Linked DNA regions of Homo sapiens: regions 2 and 3 are each linked to region 1. A link is a loop called in an ENCODE intact Hi-C map of the cell type or tissue named here. Cell type or tissue: mammary epithelial cell. All regions are shown on one strand.

Region 1 (2,500 bases):
GCAGAAGGCAAGGTGGAGCAAGTCACGTCTTAAGTGGATGGTGGCAGGCAAAGAGAGCTTGTGCAGGGTAACTCCCCTTTATAATACCATCAGATCTCATGAGACTTATTTGTATCACAATAACAGCATAAGAAAGACCAGCCCCCATAATTCAATTATCTCCCACCAGGCCCCTCCCACAACATGTGGGAATTATGGGAGCTCCAAGATGAGATTTGGGTGGGGACACAATTCCAAACCATATCAGCTGGCACCCAGCTAGGGTAAGCAATGTGTGTTATCCACAAAAAGGACAGAGGAGGAGTGGGCAGGCGTCAAGCCTTACCTGTCTGTGATTCCCACTTCCCTCTCTGCTCCTGCTCTTGCTTCCCATCCTTGATCACGGGACCTTTCTCGCTTTCCACTCTGCTTCAGGCACTAAACCACAGAGGATACCCTATTGCTCTCTGCATTTCCATCTTCCTTTCTGCCTATCTGTCCACTCGCTTCATTTCCTTTATTATGCTAGAGATTCCAAATCACCAGGAACCCTGAGTTTAAATTTCAGGCTCCACATACTGTGTTCAAGGTAGTTTACTAGGGGAGCCAGGGAAAAACAAGTCAGCAGTTAATTCTTCAAGCAAACACGCTGGCAGAAACAGATATGACCCTTCAGCTTCTCTCACTAATCTGGAAGCACTGGTTTTTATCTGAATAGTGTTGATGATGTGTTGGGTACCTTCTGAGACCTATAAATCCTTATGACTACTCCATCAAGTGAATGTCATTATTCTCATTTTGCAGATAGGAAGCCTGTGTAACTCAACTGAGGGCACACAGAATAAGGGACAGACCCAGGATTTGAACCCAGGCAGACTAGCTTCAGAGACAGTGCTCTTAACCACTAGCTAGTTACTGAGACATGTCCATTTTATAATGCAAACTTAATCATGATCTACAGAAAGGGTATATTCTAAAATTCTTAAAGCAAATTTTCACAAAACATTTTATTTTAATACGGAGAATGGTTCAATGGAAGAAAGCTTATTAATACTTCTGTCTGATGGAATCAACCCAAATGCCCATCAATGATAGACTGGATAAAGAAAATATGGTACATATACACCATGGAATACTACGCAGCCATAAAAAGGAACAAGATCATGTCCTTTGCAGGGACATGGATGAAGCTAGGGCCCTTTAAGTGTTTTTCCTTTGTCATCTGGTACGATGTTAAACTCTGTCAGTAGAGGGCTCTGGAGAAGCATCACAGAAGGAAAGTATTTAGTTTCCTGGTTCTGCTGCATGGCCTCCAGGCTCCTTTAGACTTCATAGCTTCTCCAGGCTCCTCCTACAACACAGCACAACACATGTGGCTTCCCAGAGCCCAGCACCTGCAGTGGAGCAGCTTCTCCAGGGCTCAGCTCCCACAAGGTACAGTGGCCAACATCACCCAGCAGCCAGCAGTACCCCCAACAACCCCCTTGGGCAGATTTGTAGCAGAGTTCCTCTGGTGAGATACCTCCTTGTGAACAGCTGTCTCCAACACCCTGGACAGGAACTATCAAGTTCCTGAGGGCTAATTTCTAGATAATTTTGTCAGCACAGTATCACAGGGACTTGTCTGCCATCCAGTCAGCCACAGCTATATCCTCTCCAACAAGGTCTGGATCTCAGCCCTTTGATACACTTAGCGTATGTGCATTTTCTATTTCCTTCCGACCTGGACGTCTACTCAAATATGCTTTACCTCTTGGCTCTATTATTTTCAAAATTTAGGTTTCACTATTTTATTGTGTGTATACTTTCTTTAGTCTACTTTAAATTATTTGTGTAATGTAAAGTCTAGTCATGGAAATATGTATGCAGATGAGGGTCATACCTATTTAACTTGCTATACTCCATTCCCAGAAAAGAACCAGGCTCAATGCAGTAAACCAATTCTTTCTGATGACAATAATGAGGCTGATGATCCAAAGTCATTCCATCCTAGGTTAGACTTTCCTATAACTGAAATTAGACCCTTAGAAGTTTAAATATTAGTACAAGGAATGACAAAGCCATTAGAGACACCCAAATCAAATTCTGTTTTCCTAAACAATGCCTGAAATTCATGTGGCCTGAGCCAGGCTAGGAACTGATTCAGGAGATACTAACTCCAGAGAGATGGAGGGAGGTAGATGTGGAAAACTGGAATGAGACACAACAGAAATTTCAAACTGGAGTCACAGAGCAGAGGGTGACAATTTGAGATTAACACAGAAGAGGTTGGTGAGCATTGCAATGATTAAGAAATAAGGTCTCAGATGAAATTCCCAGGGTAGCCCCACATTGAAAACTTCCCAGGTCAACCATCAATTCCATTACCACCACCCAGGGCATGGATTGCTGCAGTGTGGGGAATGTGCTGAGAGGAGCTCAGGAAACTCAGGCTTTGATTTAAAACCTCAGGATCTGCTGTGTACTCATTATGTGCCCTGAGCAGTTGCTTAACCTCCTAACAATGCCTACCTCCCTGGGC
Region 2 (2,500 bases), 81 kb after region 1:
AGCTCTCTTCCTCACCAGCTCCCCCTTTACTCTAAACTTCAAGCTTCCACAAAATAGATACCATTTCATTTCCTTTCTGCATCTGAAATACATGAGCTTACTCAAGAAAAGTTTGATCAATGAATAAATGGATGAATATCAGTGACTGAATAATCAAACTGGATGGCTGAATTGAAGGGAAGAAAGGAATGAATAATGTGTTCTAAGCATCAATTTGGTCTGCTGGCTGCTTTTGATTTTTAAATCAGTTTATTTAACTTTTAGTTGTTTCTTGTCTCATATGTTTTATCCATTGGGAAAATAAAAGTTAGTTAAAAGTCTCAATGATTTAGAATTGGTGCGTGAAAGTCAGATGCCTTAGGAAAATGTATAAATCTCCTCTCCAAAGGGCCCAGTGGATGTACATATGAAAGTAGTTTGTCTCTTTATCTTCAAAAATTTTTTACTATGTGTTCACAAGCAGAGGATAGAGAAATGCTTCCAGGCAAGTTAAACAAACAGGGATCTTTATCGCTCAGCTGCCTACCATCTATCTTAAACATTTAGCATGGGACTATAAAAAGATCCCATACCTTGCCTCTTTCATAGATGTACACTGTATCAATAATACCATTGGGTGATTAGTAACAATAACTAATAATTTAGAATTTTAGATTTGTTATCTCACATGTAAAATTACATGTGAGATGCATGTAATTTACATGTACAATATGCTACCTTTTCAGGGAAAATCATGGGCATATCAATAATTTTTTAATGAGATTATGACCCTTCCTTAGGTAATAGAAACTGGGTTAATAGCAAATGGGGTATTGATAATCTCTATTAATAATAGCAACTGGGGTATTGATAATCTTTAGTTTTCTGACATGCGGCACGGGGTAATACTATAGAAAGCAGACATAAATTTCACTTCCTAAGTGTTAAGTGCTTAGCCAACCACTCTAAAAATACTCTATTATAATAATGAGTAAATACAGGAAATAAAATCATATTTTATGTTTAAATGGGAGCCAGGAGATAAGGAACTAGGTTGACTTTGCATCCACTTTGCATTTGAGACTACAGATTCAACATGTGATGGAGGAAGAGTAGCACCTAGTGGTGAAACGCAGCAGCTACACCCACCAGGGAGCTGACTGGAAGTCTTCCAAGTACTTCATCCTCATTTGTTGAAACGTCATTTGTGGCATTTTAAATGCTGCATCTTTGATTCCTGAGATAGGTGTTTTAGTGTGTCTATTAAAGATTTGGAGTCAGCTTTATGTGCTTGAATATTTCCAAAGAAAAATGTATACATGATCAATATATCCAGGAATTTGTGAAAAGATCCTAAACTTTTCAAACATGTCACAGGTAGTACTTGAAGTATGCTTGGTAAAATGTACCGGTTAAAGCAGTATGTTTCTCAGATAGCCTGAGATTTTATTTAACAATTATGTATCTAAGTCTACTAATACATTTGAGCAAAAGAGTGTTGGGTTCATAAATAAGAAGTCAGTATTTCACTTAGATTATTTCAGAAACTTGTAAGTACCTGTAAATAGCTACTCTGAAATTCCCTTTTCTTCAAGTGAGAGATGCCGTAAGTATAACACAGTGTTTTATAAACTTGGACCTGCAGTAAATAAATAAGCACTAAAAACTTTTATAGTGGAAACTAGTTTCAATTATATAGCTAATAGTTTAGTTGATGTTGATAGTGGTAAGAAGGAACAAATTTTTTAAAAACTATGAATAACCTTTAGTGTATATTTCAACTCCTAAATTAAATGTCAATTCAACTAAAATGTTACTCTCTTAGTGGGGGTGTAAATGAGTGTATCGTCTGTCCTTGAGACTTTGATGTAAAAAGACAGAGTTGTGAAATTCAAATTGCACCAATAATCATTTTGTTTTTATTTCCCATGCTCCTTTATCTATTAGCAGACATCCCACATGCACACACACCTAGGCCAGGCCCAGGCCAATCACTGTATCCCACCCCTTGGCTCTTGGGATTATTCCAAGGTTGCTCAACCAAAGTGCAGCTTCCAGCAATGCTATCTTTACCAGAACTGGCAGGGAAGTCCCTTCTTTCCCCTTTGGTGGGCGGCGGTTAGGGGTGATGCTCATTCTCTGCAGCAATAAGTGTGTAATAACAAGGTCCCTAACCTTCTGGTTCCTGTTGCTCTTCCCCAGTGTTCTCCCCATAAGCCTCCTTAAGATAAAATCTACTTTGAGATATGTTTTTGCAGCCTAAAGAGGACTGACTCATGTTGCATTTTTAAAATAAGGCATAGTTCTGATCATGCTATAATATCACCCTGGTCAGAAAATCCTCATTGCTCTCCATTGCTTAAAAAATAATCCCCAAACTCTTTTTGGATGTGTTGTTTGGCTCTAAACTCCTTTTCCAGCCTAATTTCACTCAACCTAGTGAAACTGAATTATTCTTTATTTCTTCAAAACACCCAGTACTTTCCCTTATTCATTCTGCCCTATAAAAATTATTTTCTGC
Region 3 (2,500 bases), 160 kb after region 1:
AATGCCAGTCGATCACACACTACTTAAAAATGGTTAAAATGGTAAAGTTCATGTTACATATGTTTTACTCCCTCCCCCTCCCCTCCAAAAAACAAAACACTATTGGCAAAGGGGTAGCAGGTGAGGGGCAGGCTGGTCTGGTCCTTGTGACTGCGAACATCCCTGCTGCCCGTTTTTTGTCTGAAGCCCGGCTGGGTCGCTGGAGATCCAGCGGAGTGTGCGGAGGGAGGCGTGTTGGATACCTTTTAAAAATGAGAAGCCCCAGGCCGGGCGCGGTGACTCACGACTGTAAGTCGCGGCCCAACCCTTTGGGAGGCCGAGGCAGGTGGATCACTTGAGGTCAGGAGTTCGAGACAAGCCTGGCCAAAATGGTGAACTCCTGTTTAAAAAAAAAAAAAAAAAAAAAAATTAGCAGGGCGTGGTGGCAGGAGCCTGTAATCCCAGCTACTCGGGAGGCTGAGACAGAAGAATCGCTTGAACCCGGGAGGCGGAGGTTGCAGTGAGCCCAGATCGTGCCAATGCACTCCAGCCTGGGCGACAAGAGCGAGACTCCGTCTCAACAACAACAACAAAAAAAAATTAGAAGCCCCTGGGGACGGAGAGCATTAGGACAAATACCTAATGCATATGGGGCTTAAAACCTAGATGATGGGTTGATAGGTGCAGCAAACCACCAGGGCACATGCATACATATGTAACAAACCTGCACGTTCTGCACATGTATCTTGGAACTTAAAGTAACAAAATAAAATAAAATAAAATAAAAATAAAAATTAGAAGCCCGAGAGAGGGAAAACAGCTTAGGAAGGGGTTGCCCCCGCCACTCCGCAGGCTGCAGAGGGAAGAGAAAGCGCCCCCGTGGCGCCCCCAGGGCCGTGCAGCCCAGACCTAGCCCCGCAGCCCCACATACCCCAGCACCTCCGAAGCTGCGTGCAGAGCCGCTCGCTCCCACCTCCGGCTGCACCCGCGCGCCCCCTTGCGGCGGATTCCGCTCTGGCGCATAGCCCCACTGGAGCGCTGGCGCGTTGGCGATGGGGTCCCAGGTGGGAGAGAGATCTGTCCGCTGAACCTGCGCATCCCGGCCCCTGCGGAGGCTGCAGAGATTCTGCCCTTTCTGTTCGGAGGGAAGAGAGAGGGCGCCAGGGAGACATAAGCTAGATTTTTATTAATAGATAACTTTATTTGAAAATTATCTTTAAACGAAAGAGCAAGGGGAAAAATGGATTCTATCCTTTGCCGCACTACTAAAAAGTAACTTCCATTCAACTTATTTCAAAAGAGAACGTCGATATTGATATGCAATACTTTTAATTGTTTTAAAATATTTAATTGTGTGCAATAATTTTTTTAACTGCTCAGTTCCAAAGCTGGAAGTTGAAGTGATGTTTTTGACAGGGAAGACTGAAGAAGAGACCCCATTGCATCTTCATCGGAGCTGGAGGACAAAAAAAAAATTCTTAGGACACTTAACATGGAGAGTTTGAGATCCGGATACAGCGTGGGCTGTAACTAAGGGCAGTGGAAGCAGGCAGCCTTGGCTAGGATGCCGCTGCTCCTCATGACATTTTGTCTCACAAACTTAGCAAGTTCTTAGAAAGTCCAAAACGCCATATGTGTTGCCTAATTTTCTTATATGATCACAGGAAATAAATAGGAAAAATGCAGATAATTTGCATTTTATTTGATAATTTTTAAATAAAAGTTACTTGTTAATAAAATTTCAGGTAGGATGCTCCCTGAGTTTCTTCTGTACAATATCATTCATTGACCAGATATTTGAAGAAAAGTTATTCTTTGTTTTTTTGAGAGCAGGTACTGTTTATTAACTGACCAGCTTAGAAAAATAATCATGGTAGACACCTTAGTTCATTATTCTAATAAGCTGTTGATCTGGTCCTCCCTGTTGCCAGCATCTCCACCTTCTACAAAATGGGTGGTCTTTTTCTTCTTTCCACCTCATGGAGAAGATAATTTGAAGGACCACAGGAAGTTATTTGCTTCTTCGAAGCATTTTCCAACAGTATAGATCTCATGAATCAGATCTTCCGTGCAGATGATGCCATATTTACCAAGCGTTCGAGCAATCAAAGCGTTATCTGTCAAAGCAATTCGCTTCTTATTGATTTTGCCATAACCCCGCTTGTAGATTAGTTTATTTACTGACTTCAGATTTGGGTACCCCCTGCAATATATGGTTCTACAATCCCCAGCATGTTAATTGAAACCTTGTTAAGCTTCACAAAGTTTCCACTGAAGATTTGACGAAGGCGAAGAAGCTGCAACACCTTTCGGACCTTTGGGCTCACACCACTGATACCTCTGATCCTGATGACAAATGCCAATTTGGGTTCTGCAGGTACATAGAAGTTGCCGGCTTTGCTTGCCATCCTTGCCATTCAAATTTAAGTTCCGTATATCTGTCTATATTCCTTGTGATAGTGCTTCGCTTTTTCATAGATAAGCTTCCTCCTTGCCTTTCGAAGCATCTTTTGGGCAAACT

Evidence for each region. A loop is a pair of places that touch in the nucleus more often than their neighbours do. Peaks named below come from ENCODE experiments on the same cell type or tissue, not always from the same donor. Only the 100,000 strongest peaks of a DNase experiment are listed, where the experiment ranks them.
Region 2: a loop joins it to region 1, with 17 times the contacts of the local background. A loop is called at or near these places in 19 of 110 quality-filtered maps.
Region 3: it touches region 1 in a loop (9-fold over the local background); 8 of 110 quality-filtered maps call a loop at or near these places.

What each region holds. Positions count from the first base shown.
Region 1 is chr13:76,821,642-76,824,141 of GRCh38, forward strand. No RefSeq gene overlaps it. Among named protein-coding and RNA genes, the nearest start is that of KCTD12, 64 kb to the right of the region's middle. In mammary epithelial cell, a CTCF peak has its summit at 1,236 (motif pointing right); no DNase peak of the experiment used is centred here.
Region 2 is chr13:76,902,646-76,905,145 of GRCh38, forward strand. No RefSeq gene overlaps it. Among named protein-coding and RNA genes, the nearest start is that of KCTD12, 17 kb to the left of the region's middle. In mammary epithelial cell, a CTCF peak has its summit at 1,109 (motif pointing left); a DNase peak (open chromatin) is centred at 1,116.
Region 3 is chr13:76,979,311-76,981,810 of GRCh38, forward strand. It overlaps the pseudogene RPL7P44. Among named protein-coding and RNA genes, the nearest start is that of CLN5, 12 kb to the right of the region's middle. In mammary epithelial cell, a CTCF peak has its summit at 989 (motif pointing left); no DNase peak of the experiment used is centred here; H3K4me3 peaks cover 388 bases.